Regions from separate parts of the Homo sapiens genome. Here region 2 is linked to region 1. A link is a loop called in an ENCODE intact Hi-C map of the cell type or tissue named here. Cell type or tissue: endothelial cell of umbilical vein. All regions are shown on one strand. Links, peaks and the distances in the headings refer to the core of each region. The heading gives the core; the rest is flanking DNA.

The links. Peaks named below come from ENCODE experiments on the same cell type or tissue, not always from the same donor. Only the 100,000 strongest peaks of a DNase experiment are listed, where the experiment ranks them.
Region 2: it touches region 1 in a loop (7-fold over the local background); 11 of 110 quality-filtered maps call a loop at or near these places.

Annotation. Positions count from the first base shown.
Region 1 is chr9:122,120,896-122,131,114 of GRCh38, forward strand. No RefSeq gene overlaps it. Among named protein-coding and RNA genes, the nearest start is that of MIR4478, 5.8 kb to the left of the region's middle. RefSeq lists enhancers at 4,248-5,014, 5,015-5,780, 5,781-6,547, 6,548-7,313. In endothelial cell of umbilical vein, for the core only: CTCF peaks have their summits at 2,281 (motif pointing left) and 4,434 (motif pointing right); DNase peaks (open chromatin) are centred at 2,266 and 4,466.
Region 2 is chr9:122,224,429-122,234,647 of GRCh38, forward strand. It overlaps LHX6 (LIM homeobox 6), which reads right to left and starts at 4,529. Exons shown (of 10, transcript NM_014368.5): 1 at 4,229-4,529; 2 at 2,981-3,052; 3 at 2,420-2,602; 4 at 1,948-2,069. The coding sequence starts at 4,312. RefSeq lists an enhancer at 2,256-2,761. In endothelial cell of umbilical vein, for the core only: no CTCF peak of the experiment used is centred there; no DNase peak of the experiment used is centred there; H3K4me3 peaks cover 1,984 bases; H3K27me3 peaks cover 3,768 bases.

The DNA.
Region 1 (10,219 bases), core at 779-8,778:
CACCAGTGACCTGCCGTGGAAGGCACAGATGCCAGAGGGCACCACTACTCCAGCAGGAGCAACACCAACAAGGCCAGCACCAGCCCCACCCATGGCCTCCAGAGATCCTGGAGCCTGGAGGGCCCAGACGAGCTGGCAGCTCCAGGCTCCAGGCTCCTCAAGGTCCCACAGACAGGCCAAAATCCAGACAGCGGGAAGGGACAGCACAAGCCGGAGCCTGGGGACCAGAGGCAGTTTGGGGGTGCTCCATGGGGCCACACCCCAAGCCTGCTCTACATATTCTTCTAGGGCTCCAGAAGTGGGGAAAACCACAGGTGGGGAAGGCTGCCCCACAGGTGTACAGGTACAGGTGTGAGGCTGACATAGGTGGGTGAAGGATCAGAATCAAGAAGAGGAGATACTTCCTGCCTGATGAGTCTCTAGCTGTCCCCTCCAGGGCGCAAAGCCCCAGCACCTCCTTCTCTCCTGTCTTTGGGGCACCCAGCCATGGCCCCAGCCCCTTGGGCTCCAGCAGCAGCAGCAGATACAGGAGGCTGAGGCTCAAGTGAGAGTGGCTAGAGGGCAAGTGAGCTGAGCAGGTGGAGGCCAGACCACCCTTTCCCATCCCAGCTGGCCCGGGCCACAGGTGCCACTCGATGAGGCCTCAGCTAAGCACCGAGACAGTTGCCCTCAGACAGCCCACGCCAGCCAGCTCCCTGCACCAACCGGAAGCTCCTGCGGCACCTGGCACCACCCGAGGCCCGCCTGGGAAAGAGAGGGCCTGAGAGCCAACTCAGCCTGGCACCCGGGAGGCGATGGTCTGGTGAGACTTGGGAAGCTGAAGGTCCTGCCCCAGGTGGAACTCAGAAAGATAAAGAAATGGCAGCTCAGAGATAGGAGGGGACTTGCATAGGCTGCCTGTCCAGGCAGCGGCCAAGCTCTTGTGACTGTAGAGTCCTTTATTACCCTTTCCCACTCCCAAGCCAAAATGCTGGTACCAGGACCCAACTGAGTCAGATCCATCTTCAGTTTCCCCTAGACACCCACCCAGTGGGCTCCAAGAGGCCAAATCCCGGGGACTGGACCCCTAGGACAAGTCGGTGACCCAGGGTTGCCTGCCCTTCTTTGCCCCAATACCAGGACTGCCCTGGGCCTATAACATGCTTTCCTGAATTCTGGATAGGTCTCCCTACCATAGCTCAGAGAGGGTTGCCCACTTGCCCAAGATCACACAGCCGGGGAGCTGGCACCGGACAACTGGCCCGTGGGTGTTCTCCTGTGTCACTGTCCTCGGCTGCCCTGGGCTGGCCCAGCTTCTGAGGGGAAGGGGCCCTCCACAGAGGTACTGTCTCCCCAGGCCACCTCTTGCTCCTGCCCTGGCTTCAGCTTCCCTGCCACCCACCAGCAGTGATCAACTAAAGCCACACTTTGTCAGACATGGAATGAGGCTCCAACCCTGACTCCTTGTCCCCAGCTGAGGCCACCAGCAGCCACCAGCACACCAGCCCCTCTGAAGATCTGATGGCGGCCCAGAGCCAGGAATCAACTGTCGTGACCCTCACATTGCCCCTCCCACCAACTGGCACCAAAGGACTGCAGACCCACAGGGCAGCACTGGGAGGCATCCCAGGATAGGGTGGGGCTGCCTCAGAGACCTGAGGACCAGCAGTGCTGAGGAGACTCTCATGCTCTTTCCCTCCTTGTCTCGATGAGCCCTGAGGCCCAAAGAGGGCACAGGTGCTGACATGTCCCAGAGAGGGCAAACAGTGGCAGGACAAGGAGCCTGCACAAAGAGCCAGAGCTCTGCCCTGGGGGCAGACAGAAGAGGCAGAGGCAGCCCCACCCCCACCCCAGTACTCCCCGTAAGAGGAAGCAGAGGCCACCTTCACAGACGGTCGCTGCAGGCAGGTTTAACCCAAGCTCATGGGATGGTCTGTCCTCACTCAGCTAACCTTGCACACGCCTGTAGGCCTCCTCGGGCTAGCATTCTGTGTTCTCACCACATGCTATACCTGTGCCATTGACCTTACTCACTTAACACACTTATTGTGGTCAGATGGGGGGTGTCACATTGAGCTGGGAAGGCGGTAAGGGGATGCAGAATGAAGGGGATCCCAACAGGGTCCAAGAGAATATGATGTCCAACTGCCCCATTTTGCGGAGAAAGAAACTGAGGCCCAGAGAGCCCAAGGACGCATCACAGATGAAAACAGCATCTGGAAGCCGACTCCTTACAGAAGCCTGAGCCCACGCAGGACCTGCTTTTATGCTGCCCCCTTGTGGTCAGAGGAGGGACTGCCACCCAGAGGCGCCCCCTGCCTTGAGTCCACTGAAATATTTGGTCTCCTTTTCTCCTTCTGAGGTCAGCTCGCCTCAACCCTACCCCAGGGTCTTACTCCCTCCTTGTTTGTAGGTCCGGAGGATCCTCAAGGGCAAAGGGCACCCGAGTGTCCCCACCAAAGGCTGGCCCCCTTGAGCAGAGATACGTGGAGAGGTGACCAGCTTTGCTTTACTGAGCCTGCCTGGCAGCCCCACAGCCATATCCGGGCCCCCTCTTCAGTCCTCATCTCCGTGCCTCCTCTTGTTTTCTACATGACTAATCATGTCCTCTTTCTTGGAACCCCCTCCTTCCTTGGCCCCAGTGATGCCACACTCTCCTGGGTTTCCTCCAGTCTTCCTGGGTGTTCCTTCTCTCTTTTGTGGGCATCTTGTTCCCCTCGGTCCCAGCCTGTTGGTGCCCCCTGAGCCTCTTGTTTTTGCCTGGATTTGGAGCTGGGCCACCTAGCCGGCAAGCAGGTAGACACCTCAGGGCACCATCAGACCAGGAGCATCAAACAAGGAAGATGAGGAGGAAAATGTGTTTCTGTGAACCCATGGATGTGATGATTGCAAACGTTTTTTGTTTTTATTTTTATTTTTGTTTTTTGAGATGGAGTCTCACTCTGTTGCTCAGGCTGGAGTGTAGTGGTGTGATCTCGGCTCACTGCAACCTCTCCCTCCCAGGTTCAAGCAATTCTCCTGCCTCAGCCCCCCGAGTAGCTAGAATTACAGGCATGCGCCACTATGCTCGGCTAACTTTTTGTATTTTTAGTACAGACGGGGTTTCACCATGTTGGCCAGGCTGGTCTCGAACTCTTGACCTCAGGTAATCTGCCCATCTTGGCCTCCCAAAATGCTGGGATTACAGGTGTGAGCCACCGTGCCAGTCCAAGAGTTTTGTAAGGCATGTAAGTGTTACATTTTATAATTTAATTTAGACTCCTTTTTGACTCATGGGGGTGAGGTGAACACCATATCTTTGGTGCTTAGGGCTTCCAAGGACCTTTCCTGGGTGGCCTCAGCTGTGCACTGCCTTCAACCACCTGTCAGTAACCTTCCAACTCCCAAGTGAATATCTCCAGGCCTGATTTCAACTGCCTCCTGGATACCTCTCCAGACATCCCCTTGGCTCTCAGGCTCTAGGCTGATACCTCTCCAGACATCCTCTCCAGACATCCCCTTGGCTCTCAGGCTCTCAGGCTCTCAGAGCCACATCAGACTCATCATCTCTCCCCCAGGCCCCTTTGTCAGCACTGATATGCCCCAAGGTAACTTCATCTTCCGGCTCCATGCCCACCATGGCCAATTCCTCACCAAAGCCTGGCGAGTCCATCTCCTTAATAGCTCTGGGATCTGCGTCGTTCTTGCCACCTCACTCCTGCCCCTGTCCTGGTCCAGGCCACCACATCCCTCCCGTCTGGCCCTCCTGCCTCCTTAGCTGGTGCTCACATGCCCATCTGACCAAGTCGCTTCTTAGCTGGTGCTCCTTAAGCTTCTCCTTAGCTGGTGCTCACATGCCCATCTGACCAAGTCGCTTCCCTGTCTGGGCCTGTCTCCAGATCCCTGTCCCCCAGAATAAAGCCCACACACCTAATACTGGCCTCGAAGACCTCCAAGGGGTGGCCTGGCCACCCTCCACAGCCTCATCTCCCGCCACCCAGGATCTCCCCTGCTGTTTGAGGTGCTGAGATGCTGTCAGAGTTTGATGACTGACAAACAAACCAAACAGGAGAGTGGCTGGGCTGGGGTGAAGTAGGAGAAGACTAGACATACCTCCCAGAGCTCTTCAAGCTGGTGATGACCTATGAAGTTGTCCACTCTGCCACTAAAGACCACCAATCTGCAAGTGGTCCCAGCCCAACTCGTACTCCTCCCATGATAAGGAGCTCCGCCCCCTCACCATCCCTGGACTGGTCCTTCTGTGAGCAAGTTCTGCTCACATGTTCTGCATTACATGCAGATTGGGGTAGGGAACTGGAACTCAAAAGACCCTCGACCCTAGGAACACAAATTCCTTTTCCTCCCTGAAATCCCATCCCTGGGAGTCCCAGTTCTCTGGGTCTGGGCCTGGGCACCCGCATCGTGGCTCAGCTGTGGTTCTAGGAAGCTAGCCAGAGCCTGACAGAGAGATTGCCAAGACAGCCGCCAGAGGGCAGTGCTGCCCCACACACGCCCAGGGGCCAGCCTGCCTTTGTGTCTCAGGCTGCGTGGGTCTTTCAAGGAGAGGCTGCGTGTCTATGTTTGTGTGTATGTGACTGTGGGAGTCTATTACTTTGTGTGTCTCTGGCGGCAGGGTTGGGGGTTGTCTAGGCCAGTTGGTATATGTGGTTGTCCATTTTTGCTCACGTCTGAATACCCCAATTTCCATCCCAGGAAGGGGTGCAGATGCCTGGTTACTCAGTGGGGCCCCAGGCAGGACGGGGAGGAGCACGGCCATCCTCTGAAGAGCCCTCGCCACCATCACCCCCACCATGAGCCTCCAGCCAGACTGGGCCTCAGGTACTTGTCAGTTAAGTCAATGACCCAGTGACAAGGACCAGTTAGTTGTCCTTGTCACTGTCTGGAACCAGGGCCAGTCCTGGTCTGTGGCGTCCAGGTGCTGCAAAGCCCCAGTCCCTCCCTCCCAGCCTCCTCTCCCCTCCTGCCCACCATCACCATACAACAAGGACAGGGAGACTATACCCCCATATCACAGTGGAGGTGTCCGTTTGATCAGCCTTGAGCTGGACACCAGAGCTTCCTGGTGACTCACCGGCAGCCCCCAGGCTGGTCAGGCCCGGGAGAAGGACGCCAGTGTACCCTGCCTGCTGCTGTACCTGCAGGACATGCCTGGACACCAGCGTGCTCTGGGAGGGAGCTGTCCTGTTGCCTGCGGTGGTGGGGACAGGGGAAGGCTGCTCTGAGCTGTACTTGGGATGCGTCTGGGAAGACAGGACGGGCGTGCCAGCAAGAGAACAGCATGTGCAGGGCAGGGAGGTGTGAGGGCGCAGCCTGGGCAGCCAAGGGGCCTGAGCCGCAGGATAAGTGGATCTGGTGGCATGCGGGAGGCGGCAGAGGCAGCGGGCAGGGAGGGGCCTCTCTCCCCAGCAGCTTGGTTGCGGGGACGAGCCAAGCCACCCCATGCTCACAGCCAAGGCAGGGGTCTTGAGACCCGCCTCATACCTCTGTGACCTCCAAGGAGCAGACGGTCCCCGTTACTGCCCCTGCTGTACCCAGGGACCCAGGAACGCAGGGAATGTGAAGCTGGAGGGGGAGGGACAGCGACTGACATTCTAGACCGGTGATGCACCCAGATAGAGGCCTAGAGCGAGGAGAGGAAGTGCGGGGCACAGAATAAGTAGAGAGAGAACAGAGGGAGAAAGAGACACCGGGAGGGGAAGGGAGACAGAGACGGGGAGTCGGAGGAGGGAGCGGAGAGAACCGAGGGAAGGGGTTGCCAGGAGGAGGGGTAGGGAGAACTTTCTTGGCCTCCCTGCTCGCGCCCTCCCGGGCAATCAGGCCGGCAGGAGGCAGGTGGTCCGGGGCAGACAATGGCGCGGAGGAGTGCGGAACCTGGGACTAAATTTGGCGTTGCCTTTGCAGGGCGCGGGGCGCCCGTTCATCTCGATGCAAAGGAGAGACGAAATGAATATGCAGCGCGGGCTGTAATTGGGCCGCCGCGGCCGCCGCCGCCGCCGCCGCACTATAATTTTCCAAACAGGATCTTGCAATCAGGGCCTTATTCATTAGCGCATAAACAATTTTGTTTCTCGGCACTCGAGCCTGTCAATCACGCGGAGAGGGAACATCTTGGCCGGAGGCGCGGGCCACCGTGCGCGCTCCCACGCGCGCCCCCTCGAGCGCCGCCAGGTGGCTTTGTGTCCGGGAGGCCCTTGGGTGCTGGGGTGGAGGGGGCCCGGGGCACGCTTCGGGGTCCACACCCCAGCCCGGCAGATGGGGGTGGGCGGCCTGAGAGAACACAGGTTTGGGGGCCCACCGCCCCGGCTTGCAATTCTGCTTCTGACCTCACCAGCTCTGCCCTTGGGCAACCCCCCTTCTCCTCCCCAGCCTCAGTTTGCCCTCTGTAAGATGTGCTCAGCGCACTCACCCCGCAGAACTAGAGGGGGCATCGGGTGGAATAATGGATGCTTTGGGTGCTGAGGCTGGGGGGTGGGGTGCTGAGGAGGGGGCCTTCTAGCTCCTTTTATTAAAGGAGGGGATCAGAGGCCCACAGAGAGCTTCTCATCCCATCACCACCCCCACCCCTCTAGGACGGCTCCTGCGACTCTGTCTAGGGAGGCCTCAGAGTGGTTCTCTAAGAGCTGGGCTGGGCACAGCCCTGGGCTCACCCACACGCTGGGGTGGGCACGCATGCGTGATCTCCCGTGCTGGCTCCCAGGAGGGCTGTGCACGCGGGGGCACCTATAACTCTACAAGCCCATGTGTGACTGTGCCACAGGCTTTGTGCCTATGTGTGTGTGTGGGGGCGGGGGCGCTGTGACTGTGTGTTCAGCTACTTGGCTGCTGGTGAGATCATGGAGCTGAGTGTGGCTGCCTAGCAGTAGCCAGGTGACAAGGACTGAAGGGGGCTGGTGAACAGAACTGTGGGGTCTTTGGGGCCCAGGTGACCTGGCAAGAACTGCAGAGAGGGCAGGAAGCCCTGAAGGGCTGTGTCTTTCAGGACAGATGACATCTCTGTCTTCTCCGCCTCCTCCCTGGCGACCCCTCCATCAGCCCCATGTCCCCAGCACAGTCATCCAGGGTGCCCAGGCTGGGGAGATAAGCAGCCTGGTTTTGCCCTACTGCCAGGCCTTGCAGTGGGGAGGGTTCACCTTCCCCACCTCTCTGACCCCACCCCCAGCCCCCTCAGTGCCTCCCTGACAGCACCAAGACTCAGCCCCATGCTCCCTCCATCAGGGAAGCCTAAAGGCCTCTGGAATTTCAGGGCCAAATGTTCTAATCAGCTCAGATTTACAGAGATCACAGCAGGTCAGAGCTGGATAGACCCATTGCATGGATGAAGAAACAGAGGCCTAGGACTGGAAACAGGAACGATACAGGCCTGGGACCCCCCCACCCCCAGCAAGTGGGGAGCAGAGCTAGGATCTGAACTCCTGTCTCTGGCCCCAAAGCAGGGGGCAAGGACCTGACTTCCCGAAGACACACACCGCCGACAAGCGTAAGCACCAGCAGACCACGGAGGCCTCCCGCAACCCGCCATGCCCCTCTCCTGCCCCCACCCCGGCATCCTCCTCCTCTGCTGTGCCCAACCCCTGCCCCCTCCACAGTCCCCACTCCACACAGAGACAAAGAATTTGAGGATGTGCTGGCAGCCAACTGACAGGCCATCAGTCTCTACCCAGACACCCTCTTCACAGTTCTAGCCCCAGCCCGGATGCCACCCCACCCGCTAGTCACCCCCAGCACCGGGCCAGGAAGGGAGGCGGCCCGGGAAGGGGCTGTGGGGGAAGGCACGGAGTCCGGAAGCCCAGAGGAACAGTCTTCAACCTGTGAATCCGGCCGCGCCTGGCCCTGCAGCCTCCCCGGCCCGGCAGCCTCCCTGCTCCTGCGTGTCCCAATGCATGATGCACAGCTGACCCCTGCCTGTGAGGGACCCAGGCCATCTGTGAGGCAGTTGCCATGAGTGACTCCTGGTGAACAGCCCATTGGCATCTCCAAGTGCTGGGCAGAGGCCAGAGGCAATGGCTTTGGACGAGGAGACCGAGGTTTAAAACCCAGCTCTGCCACTTTCTGGCTGGTTGACCTCAGGCAAGTCACCAGACTTCTCTGTGCCTCAGTTTCCTCATCTGGAAAGAAGAGCTATTTAACTCACTGGGCACCCAGTCGGTACTTGGTGCTTAGTAAACAATAGGATGAAGGAAAGGAAGGCACAGAGACCCTCCCACCTGCAGGCCAGACTTAAACCCAGACCCTAGACCCCAGAAACGTTCCAGAGCTTTCACGCATGAGGAACCCTTGCCAGGCCCCCACCTGCTGGAGGCAGCCGAGTCAGGGTTTCTAAGCGAAACTCACACGAGTTTGTCATTCTTGAAAAACAGTCCCTTTCCAAGCCCTATTTGACCTTTCCTTAATGGACCACTTGCTTTCAGGGCCCTCATCCTGGGAGGTAGGTTACTCCGCCCATGTAATGGAGACAGAACTGACCCCAGAGGGTCAAAGCCTCTTCCCCAAGGTTCTTCCTCAACTGGGAAGAAAAAGAGTCAGGACTTGAATCCACTCTTTCAAGTACTCCTGTTTCTGCTCCCATTCTTCTGCTGCCTTGGTGGGGATGGGCCTTCCAGTTGGGGACACCTGGGCTGCTCCGAGTCCAGCCTCCAGAGCTGCCAGGTCAGCAGTGTAACCAGTCACTCCACCTCCTGCAGGGTTGCTGGACTGTCATCTAGGAAGAAGATGGTCTAAATTCAAGTTCCTTAGGAAGTCTTGGTTCTGAGGCCCCCGGGGAGCATCAAAGCTCAAGCGGAGAGAAAACTGAGTGGGAGGGGGAGGAACCAGGTCTCTAAGGAGGTGTAGAGACCTAGAGACATGAGTTTCCTTGGGGACATCCCTCTGTAGATCTTACCTCATCCCCAACCTCCTCCCTCTTGGAGGCTTTACTTATATCTCAGTTATCTATGCAACATGGAGCAGGAGAAAGAGCTCAGAGGGTTACCAGCTACGTGACCTCCAGAAAGTCAGAACTTCTCTGAGCCTAAGCTTTCTCATCTATGAGAGAGGAATAGTATCCTAATAAGAACTACTACTCCACGCCAATGCACTAGCACCTAGCATAGCGCCCTGCACATAGTAAGTGTTCATTAAAAGTCTGTTGAGTGAGTGAGTGAGTGAACTGACAAAAGAGAAAGCAGAGGAAAAAGGCCTTCCATCGCCCATGTGGTTGCCTTCTCCCCAACTTCAACCTCAATCAGCTGGTACCCTGGAGGCCCCTCTGCAGACTCAGCCCCTCCCAGTGCCTCATTCCTGGTGGGTGGGACCCAGGGCCCAGGGCTGCCTTGTCCCATGCAGCAGCCACTGGCGCATGTGGCTACTGAGCACATGACATGTGGCAAGTCCAAACTGAGGTGTGCTGTAAGTGTAGGATACACAACAGTTTTTGAAGACATTGTACCCCCTAAAAAAGGAATGTAAAATATCTTATTTAATTTTTATATTGATAACAGGTTGAAATAATATTGTGGACATACGAGGTTCAGTAAAATATGTAGTTAAAACTCACTTCACCCATCTCTGTCTACTTTTGTAATGTGTTACTAGAAAATGTAAAATGACACGTGGCATGCCTCTGTGGCCTGTGCTACATTTCTATTAGACAGCAGAGGTCTGGAACACACTACAGACCCCAGCCCCCCACCCTCCGCCTTTCCTATCCTGGTCCTCTCTCTTCCCATCCAGATGGCAGGGCTGCCAGGCTGGAGCAGTGTGGTGTTTGGGAGAGGGATCCCCTGGACTGGAAGCAGGGACTGAGTTCCAGTCTCTCCCAGTGCACTCAGATCTAGTGCACAGGATGGGGCATCTGCCTCAGTTTCCCCTATCCTGCCCCCAGTTCTGCATCTGGCCTGGTCCTGCCCCATCCCTCCGCACCTCCTGAGACCTGGCCAGGCCATCCTTTATGCTTTTCTCTTGGATCCTGGAATCACCCCATGGTCTCATTCCTGAGCCAGAAAGGCACCTGCATAGGGCCACAGCCACCAACTCAGAAGTCCCTGGGGGCTCAGCCGTGTGTCCACCACTTCCACTTTACCCCAACCAGTCAATTCGCCTTCCACACCTCACTCTCCCCTAGCACTTCTCTCCTTCCCTTAGGCCACTCCTCTAGTCCAGGCCTCATCCATTCATTCAGCAGGTATCTACTGAGCCCCGGTGTACCAGGCACTCTTGTTGGTCCCTGATATGCTTCAGTGAACGAGGCAGGCAAACCCCTCAG
Region 2 (10,219 bases), core at 725-8,724, 100 kb after region 1:
TGGGACAGTGAGAGGAGACATCACACTCTGGTTACACACCATTAACCCCTGTCTGACTACACACACACACACACACAGCCGTCCAGATTCACAAATACGTTCTTATCACCCCCTTCATCCCTCAGTGCCTGGGTGGAGGCCCTTAAGCAGGAATGCCCCCTCAGAGGAGAGGGTGGGAGTGGAATGATGGGATTTCAGAATCCCCTCACCTCACCCTCTCACCTCCAGATCCTAGTCCAGATGTAATCCTGTCCTCACCACTTTGCGTGCACGTGCACGCACACACACATGCACACACACAGTCTCAACATTCACATACAGACACCCACTCTTGACACCCACACATGAACTAAAAGACAAACGTTGGTCCATAAAGGAACACACATGCTATCTACATACCCCCAACCCTGCCCAGTGATGCTTTCCCCAGCACTACTGCACAGATCCCAGACAATACAGACACACAGGCACTCCTTGCACACTGAGTCCTAGGCCACTTGGTTGAGCTGCCCCCACCCCACCCCAGCTGCACACTCTTCTACATCCATCCCATAAAGGAAGAGTCCGTCTCTTTAACCATGCTTCTCATGGTTTTCAGAGTACCCTTGCCCCAAATGCTGCCAACCTCCCCCTAGACTCAAGATCTTCTCTTTCCAGATCGCTGGAGGCTCAATGCCAGTGCACAGGAGGAGATCGCCTTCCACCATATTCCCTGACTCCCAGAGGCTCTTTCTAGGGCAGGGGTCTGGCCAGGAAGACTGAAGCCATGACGTCTTCCTGTGCAAGGATAGGAAAGATGTCTGTGGGTTGGAGGGTAGTTATAGGGAAGCAGCTTTCTCCACTTTTTGAGAAAGCACTTGGGAACAAGCATCCCTCTCAGGAAGTGATTCTCCACCATTCTCCTCTGATCCTATAGGCCTGGTGGTCCAAGCCTCAGGCCAGTTGATGCCTCCCACTGGGATCAGCAGACAAGGCCATGACCCTGCAGTGACCTCGACCCCATAATCAGGTCAGGTCCGGGCTTCATGGCTAGAAGCGAGGCCCAGGCGAGTGGCCAAGACGCGGCAGGACAGGAGGATGCGCCTGGCTGCTCTCGGCTGCTGGACGCGGCCTGCAGTAGGGAGAGCGCAGCCCGGGGTAATCCCACTCAGGGCTCCGGGTGCCCAGTTCTCCCACTTCCCATCCTGGCGGCCTAAAGGCAAGGCCTAGACCCTGGAGAGGCCAAAGTCGGGCCAAAACAACAGCGAAGCTGGGACTGGAACAGGCGCTGGGGGCCTGCGCATGACCCCAGGCTCAGAATGCGACACTCCAGTGACGCCGGGGAATGAGTTGAGATGGAGCCGGAGACAGAGGTTGGGGTTCAGGACGAGGCGCTTGGGTATGGGATCGGATCTGAGACGGTTGCGGCGCTGGTGCTTTGGGCTGGACCAGACTCGAACCCAGAGCGGAGCGAGGGTCAGAGCCAGGGCAAGAGTCCGAAGCCCAGCTCAGCGTCCAGCCCGCGAGAGACCCCACCATGAATGACGTCCGAGTAGGGTTGGAACTCGAAGCCCGAACGCACTGGAAATGCAGCCGGACGACGGCTGGGATCCGAGTGGGTCCGGGCCAGAAATGGGGACCTCAGAGCTCCACCGAGGCGCTCGAGGTCAGAACTGAAGCCTGAGACTTAGGCAGGACCCGAGACAGAGCCAGAGACGATACCGAAACCCAATGGACCGCGAGGACCGAAGGCAGATCCGGGGCGCAAACCTGTGCAGGCACTGGCGCGCTGCCTGGAGCTCTGGGTTCGCGCCGCTGAGCGCCGGCAGGTTGGACCAGCGCTGCGCGCCGGAAGTGCACTCGGGACGCCGGGGTTCTGGAGGAGAGACCACACGCCGCAAAAGTGGCCTCCGAATGCGCCCGGGGCCTGCCCTCGGCGACACTGCTGGCTCGGCGGCCGCAGCCTACCTGAAGTAGTCCATCTTGCAGAAGATCTCCTTGTTCTTGATGTAGCAGCTGTTCTGCTGCCTCAGCGACGTGCGACACACGGAGCACTCGAGGCACCGCACGTGCCAGATGAGGTTGTTGACCTGGGGACGGGGCGGGGACGGAGGTCGGCTCAGCGCGGGCCTCTTTCACTCCGGGCCCCAGCCTTCCCGGTCTCATTTACAGTCAGAGGCGCTGAAGCTCAGAAGGTGCATGCGATTCCCCTATTTTTCTCCCGTAATACTGAGACTCAGGGAAATGGAAATAAACTCTTCTTATTTTTCAGACGGAACCCGGGGGCTCAGGCAGACCCTAAGTCTTGCCCAAAGCTTCGCAGTCGGGCAGCAGTGGAGCCAGGATTTGGAAGTAAGAGGACCTGCGGTGCTTCCCTGCAGTCTCCTGCGCTGCGTCCCACGCCCCGACAACACGCACGCAACACCTACCCCTGTCTCACCTTGAGCAGATATCGGTCCAGGATCTCGAGGCCGCAGCTGGAGCAGATGTTCTTGCCTGCAGACGGCACGGAGGAGGCGGCAGAGGGCGGTGAGCAGACAGATGGCGTGCTGGGCGTACATGGGGAGGCCTGACCCTCGTCCTTGTCCAGAGCTCCTGCCAGGGCCTCGGCGTCAGACTGAGCCTGCGGCGGGGGAGAGAAGGAGAGGAGCGCTGATCCGGGCACCCAGAGTTGGGGCTGCCTTGGAGACAAATCTGGGGCCCCCGAGCACCAATTGACAACGAAATCTCCCCAGGACAATGCGCCGTAGACTGAAGGACAGGGATGGAAGGGCCTATTGGAGAGGAAGGGACGGCCCCAACTTTTAACACGCGCATTCTGGGTGCTGGGAGCGGTTAAAGCCAACATTCCCTGCCGGAAAACCGAGGCTCAGAGAGGGGCGGCGCCCGCCGGGAGTCCCCCAGAGCGTGAGCAGCAGTTCGTGGCCGGAAAACCTGGCCAGGTCCCCAGGGCCGGGCCGCTGGAGGACTGGGCACCGCAGGCAGGGCCAAACGGACTCACCATGGCGGGCGGCGCGGTCCCTTCAAGACAGCGGGTGGTCGCTTTGCAGCCGGACCCTGGCTGGGCCATCACCTGGGGGAGGGGGGGAGGGAACGCAGGCGGCGGCGGCTGCTGAACTGGCTCCGCACAGCCTGAGCCCAGCGCCTCCCCGCGCCTGTTATATAAACCGGCGCCGAACAATGAGTCCTAACTTTGTAGTGGGCATTTAAAGCCCTTCCCCACAAAAGCGGTGTCTCTCTAATGAAGCAATTTGAATTTGGATTGGATTTTTTCCCTCTCTCTCCCCCTCTCCCTGCACTTAACCCGTGGCTCTTGAAGTAATCGCTTAGTTCCCTTGCAATCCAAGCCTCTGAGGGGGGAAGAAAAACACGCGCACACACACACAAACTACCTGCAATTAGAAATTGTCGTGAATGCCCAAGATAAGAGGTAGCCAGAGTGTCAATTCCAACTGTCAATCAGTGAGATCCATCAGGCCGCCCAAAGAATTGCAAATTTGATTTTTTAATGGTAGTAATTAAAAATCGAATTTTTTCTCTCTCCACCCGCCCCCCCACCCCACTCCCCTTCCTCGCTCCCTTCTCCTCTCGGCACAAAATGCAAAAAGGAGAAAAGAGAGAAAGAAAGAAAATAAAAAAGAGATGGGTGAGGGGCGGAGGGTGGTTGAAGAAAAGAAAACCCCGAGCGCGGTGAGCACCCGCCCGCCCGCCCGCCTGACACGCGCGGCGAAATTGAAGCAGCTATATTGACACGGATTCAGGCGCCTTTCGAGGGCCAGTCGGAGGGAAACCCGGAGCAAAAAGAGAGCGAGATCGGGGCGAAACGGGACCAAAAAGAGAAAAGAGAGGCGCTCAAGGGGAGGAAAAAGCACCCTCCAGCCCCTCGGCGCGCCGGGTACCGGCCCCGCGTCGGGATTCTCAGCGCTGCGCCGGCACAACCCCCGGCGCATCGGCGCTATCAGCGCCTATTCAGACGGACAATACCGGCCTCGCCTCCTCTTGATTCGCCTGTGTCTTTACTAAATCGCTTTTTGAGAAATTCCTCCAACATTTGCATAATGTGTTCCCGCTTTCCGCGACCCCCCCCCCCCGCTCGCGCGCGCGCTCCCACACTCACAAGCACACACTCACAGGCGCACCCTCGTACCCCTCCTTCCTGCAACCGCCCGCCACCCTGCTCGGCCCGGCTGGGTCCCGGACCCTGCCCGACCCCGGCCCGGGCCGCTCACCCAGTCGTTCGCCGGCTCACCTGGTCGGTGGCGGGGCCGCCCTCGGCCGGCAGCCGGCAGCCCTCGGGCAACGCCGGGGCGGCGTTCTCATGCTTCCAGTACATGGGCCGGGGAACCTCGGGCTCAGCGGGCGCGCAGCGCGGAGAGCTGCGCCGAGGGGGACCACAGCCGCAGTGGGAGCAGAGGCTGCTGCAGGAGCAGGAGGAGAGCCGAGGCGCCGGCCCCGCCGCCCCGGGCCCGGCCTCAGCCCCCGCCCCCGGCCCGCGCGCAGCCCCGGCCTCCCTGGCTGCTGCCGCCGCTGCCTCGGAAGAAGGTCCCGACAAACTTGGAGAGGCCCCCGCCCCCTCCTTCTTCTCCTCCTCCCCCTCTTGGTAGTCCTCCTCCTCCTCTCCCTCCTCCTTGTCCTCCTCCCCCTCCAGCTGCAACGGCGGCCGCCCTGCCGCTGGAGCCCCGCTCGGTTCAAGATGAGTCATGCGTGACCAATCCCCTCCCCGCCAAGGGAGAGCAAGACACACACGACGAGGCAGAGACCCAGAGAGAGAGACACACACACAGACACAGAGACACACAGAAACTCAGAGCTGCCGACAGAGAGACTCGGAGACACGCCAGTACACAAAGGCACCGGCGGGCACACATCCACCCAGCTCTCACTACCGCTCCTCCCTCAAGGGGCACCCATCTTCCTCAGACACTGCCCCACTCACAGGTACAGGAGGGACCCATGGCCATACCATCTGCGGAGATAGATTCCGTAGGAGGTCACACGTTATTACACTGTGTTGATGCAATCCCATGCCTGGTACATTTGTGTACACACTAATGTAAGTGATTACCTGTTCACATCATTTACACGGGCACGAGGCACCACACTTACTCTCACACACCTGCACAGATACCTCTGCTCTATAAGAACCAGACAGTGCACCAGCTCCCAGGGACTGAGGTGAAACGGGAGGGTAGTTTCCCTGAATTCTCTTGGAAGGGATTGCTTGGCACATTCCCCTTCCCTTCAGGATTTGCTTAACCACACAGTCCAATGCCCATCCCTTCTTCTCTAGGGTTCTACTGACAATGAGAATGGTAGGGAAGGCAGGAAGGCCCAGGCATTTAGACAGAAGACACTGCCCCCAGACACACAGACACAGAACCTTCAAACCCAAAGATGGAGCCTTACACACACTAACGCCCTGCAGCATACACAAGTGGACACTTAGAGTCTCAGCCCCCTTCTCCACACACAAACTGAGCCTAAAGAGACACATGTAAACATACATCATCTAAAAACAAATAAGCACACTCAGACATAGATCCAGCCCTACAGACACCATGACAGCCTACCCTCACCACATCACACATGTCATCACCTCCATAATTGCCCTCATTTACAGATGTAAACACCCCCCCACACACAATTGTTCTTCCATTTGTACACACAGCCATACTCAAGAGGGCACAGATTTTCACAGAGCTCCAAACCCATGTATAACCTTATGTCCTCTACTCAGGCACCCTCAAATATGTACTTACATCCTTACAGATGGTGAGACAACTATTGATAGGCATTTATAGGCAGACACATCACACACACTTCTGCAGCCATAGATTCCCAATAGTTATAGTCTCAGTTTGCACACACACAGGCAGGTTCTGACAGGCGCAGGTAGTAGAGGATGCCTGCACACCAACACGATACTAAAGATCCACACCCATATTCCCCAAAGATACAAATATCTGTTCCTTTACTGGCATCAAGGTACACAAAAATAGCCCCAGCCTCAGCTAATGGCATTTCCCGCCCTCTGCATCCCAGTCATTCATTGCTCTCAGACACAGAAATTCAGAGTGAAAAGAGTTTCTCTTTGAACCCTAATCTTTTATACGAAGAGAACAAGTTGCAATGTGAAAGCGGGTGAGGTGTATGCATAGGTACACATGTGTACACACATACACATGCATTCTCAAACATGAATACAGAAGAACAACCCCTCCCTCTCAAATATCTCCTTTGCACATAATAATTTCAGCTACTACTGGGATTATTCCCAGTTATTACAGCTACTAATCTGTGCCAGGCATGATACGAGGCATTTTACAATCGTGATCTCATTTTCTTTTCACAATAATCCCGTGAGGTAGCATCTCTCAGCGTGCTTGTTTTACTGATCAAGAGACTGAGGTTCAGAGAGTTCATGTGATATATCCAAAATGGTGCACATGGCTAATTGCCAGAACCAAGGACTTAAAACCACATTCATCTCACATTAGAGCTCATACTCTTGATTTCTAGGCTGCAGACATGACCATGTTTACTTTCTGCACACACACATGTGCACACACACACACACACACACATACACACACACTCCACATTATCTGTTAAAAGACCTGGATGTGACTCCCAGCCTCACCACTTATAGGCTCAGCCTGTTTTCTCATCGGCAAAATGGGAATAACAATAGGACCTGCTTTACCTCCTTCTCTTCCTCCCCTTTGGGTGGCTGGGGGAATTGAAAGGTTAATAAACGTTATAGAATGCTGCACATATGCCAGATTTGTGAGTGCAGAAGGGCCCCAGGAAAGAAGACCATGAAGATCGTACTGGCTTTGCAAAACTTCTTAGACATGAGCCATGGAAGAGGCTTGAGCTAAAACTAAAGGGCAGGTGAAATTTGGATGGGTTCAGGGAGAAGAAGAAAGTATTTCAGGTAGAGAGAGGACCACAAAGGTTCAGAGGCTGGACAAACAAGCTGCTGCACTCTAATGAGGGGGAATGTGAAGCATGTGCTCCTAGAGTGATAACAATAATAACTATTTATTGAGCATTTATGTGCTAAGCCCTTTGTTGTTTACACGCATTATCCTCTTTAATCCTTGCAACTACCCTACAAAAAGGTTATATTATTATCTTTCTTTTATAGTTGAGGAAACAAGCTTACAGGAGTCCCATCTGAAGCTCTGGCACTCAGATTTTAGAACCCAAACTCTTACCTACTATGCAATTCTGCTCCTGAATTCTGATTAAGTGCTCAGATAATAAAAACTGGAGTAAGAGGCAGTAAAGTCAGTAGTGAAGCACAAAGACTCTAGGGCCAGATGGCCTTGATGCCAACCTTGGCATCTGTTTTCTATTCCCTTTATTACTTTATTACTTGGGTAACCCTGGACAAGTTCTTCAGCCACTCATCAGCCTCAGTTTCCTCATCTGTAAAGTGGGGATAACCGAGTTCAACTCCTATGGTTGTGAAAATTACGCAAATGATCCATGTAATAGGGCTCAGAAATATGCCAGGCACACAGTAAGCAAATGATAAACAGCCATCATTATGGCAATGGACCGGCTGAATCTTGTGGTTGTGATTCTACTAGGTACTACATCAAATTCTTTATGAAGGCAGGGGATGAATCAACCAAAAAAAATCAAATCTTCTCCTGAATAACTTACCTAAGGAAGATGCAGAACCATTATTCGAGCCCAGAACTTGCCTAACTTCAAAGAGGACAGAAGTGAAATTACTTTGGAAAAGAAATCTCTCTTCCAATGACTCCTGACTCCATCTTTTTCCATCAGGAAAAAGAGTCCAGATAGGAGTGACCTTGGCAAAATTAGGATTAGCAAACATAGTACCTTCCATTAGGATACTTGATTTCTTCCTATGACAAACTGTGGGTCACTTTGAGTCACTTAGCTTCTCTGAGCCTCAGTTCCTCACCTGCAAAACGGGGAATAATGATACTGACCTCTCAGAATTGAAGTGACAACTAACTATACATTAAAAACTAATATTTTGGCTGGGTGCAGTGGCTTATGCCTGTAATCCCAGCACTTTGGGAGGCCAAGGTGGGTGGATCACAAGGTCAGGAGATCAAGCCCATCCTGGCCAACATAGTGAAACTCAGTCTCTCCTAAAAATACAAAAATTAGCCGGGTGTGGTGGCAGGTGGCTATAGTCCCAGCTAGTCGGGAGGCTGAGGGCTGAGGCAGGAGAATTGCTTGAACCTGGGAGGCAGAGGCTGCAGTGAGCCGAGATTGCACCACTGCACTCCAGCCTGGCAACAGAGTGACACTCGATCTCAAAAAAAAAAAAAAAAAAAAAAAAAAAGAACTAATATTTTTTAAAGTGTTGTAGATTTATTCATTTATACAACCCTGAAGCTGTATTAAGCACCCTACATGAATAATGGCATCTTCTCACTTTGCAGTTCTTCTCCCGGTCACTAAACAGGATGTGGTCATCTGGTCCTCTGGGGTGAATTTTGCCATCTTCCCCCATTTGAGTCTAGGCCCAAGGGTTCAGTTTGAAAGAGGCTTCATTAGTAACTGGATAATTCTGTGGGAGGCCCCCAGCAATGGTTCGACCCTGCCGGGGAGTAATTCTAGGAAGGTAATGTGAGCTGGGGGAGGCTGGAGACCCAGCTTCACATTTATTTACTTTGACAGCTAAATTGGTGAGCAAGGGGGAAATCAGATGAAAGCCATTTCAGAGTAAATACTAAATACGAAATTTAAACATTCAGATTGTGACAAATGAGAAAGGGACAATGGGAAGAGACACGGCAGCACCCCCCTTCCAAGCCTAGGACCTACCCTCACCCCATCAGCTTCCTAGGTATTTCCTGTTTGAGGAAAGAGCACAGAATGGGGTACAAACTGTATGACCCTAGGCCGGCAATTTACCTCTCCTGGCCTCAGTGTCCTTGTTTGCAAAATGCGCGTGTGAATCAGCGATGTGGAAGTGACGGAGCGAGCCTGGGCGTAAGATAGACCACCAACCCAGCCCAGCCACTTCCTGGCACGCTGAACTTGGAAAAGTCACTTATCTGAAACACATTTTTCTTAATATCAATATCTGGGAACAATATCAATCTCAGAGGAGTCAATAAGATAATCAGTGTGAAAGGGATTTGAGAAGCACAAAACTCCGGGGCCAGATGGCCTTAATGTCAACCTTGTCACTTCCCTTTATTACTTGGGTAATCCTGGAAAAGTTCTTCAGTCACTCATCAGCCTCAGTTTCCTCATCTGTTAAGTGAGGATAACCGAGTTCAACTCCTATGGTTGTGAAAATTACGCAAATGATCCATGTGACAGGACTCAGAAATATGCCTGGCACACAGTAGTCAATCAATAAACATTAGCCGTCATTGTGGCACGGGCTCTCTGAATTTTCTGTTTGTTATTCTACTAGGTACCACATCAAATTCTTTATGAAGGCAGGGGACAAATCAAAGCTTCAAAGTATATGGCAAAGCAATATTGCATACCTCAAAGCATATTGCAAATGTGAACAATTATAGTTACTGGAAGTCCCCTTCCAGGAAGCTCTGACATTCGCTAAGTAAGTTCAGGTCAGCAGACATTTGTGAAGCATTTACTCCATACCAGGTTCCACACTAGGCCCAGGAAATAGAGGAAGCTGTCCTTGTCCCTGCCCTTGAGGAGCCCACAGTCTCTTAAGAGAGAAGAAAGCCAGCAACTCAGTGCAGTGTGACAGGTGCTACAAAGGGTGCTATAGAAGCAAGGAGGAGGGTCACTTAACCTGGCTTATGGGTGGTGGATCAGGAAGGCTTCCTAGAGGAGGTGACGTTTCAGATAAGTCCTGAAGGATGAGTAAGTACAGACAGGCAAGAGCAGAAAGGAGTTGGACCAGGATAAAGAGTGGCGGCCCAGTTAGTGTTTGCTGGGGCAACAAAGGGAGATGAGGCTAGGGAAGTAGACAGGAGCCAGATTGTGGGGAGCTGAGTGTTGACGAGGTTAGATTCATCTTGGAAGCTGGAGTCTACAAGCCTACAGTGACACAGGAAGCAGCATCCTGCAGGAGTTGCACAGCACAGTGGTTAAGGATTCCGGGGTTGGAGCCAGGTGGCCTATATTGATAACCTGACCCTGTTACACACTGGTTGGGGGGCCGAAGGCAAGTCACAAACTCTATGAGCCTTAGTTCCCTCAACCGTAAAATGGGGATTAATAGATAACCCATTGACAAGTGCTGTGATGATACCAGGAGACC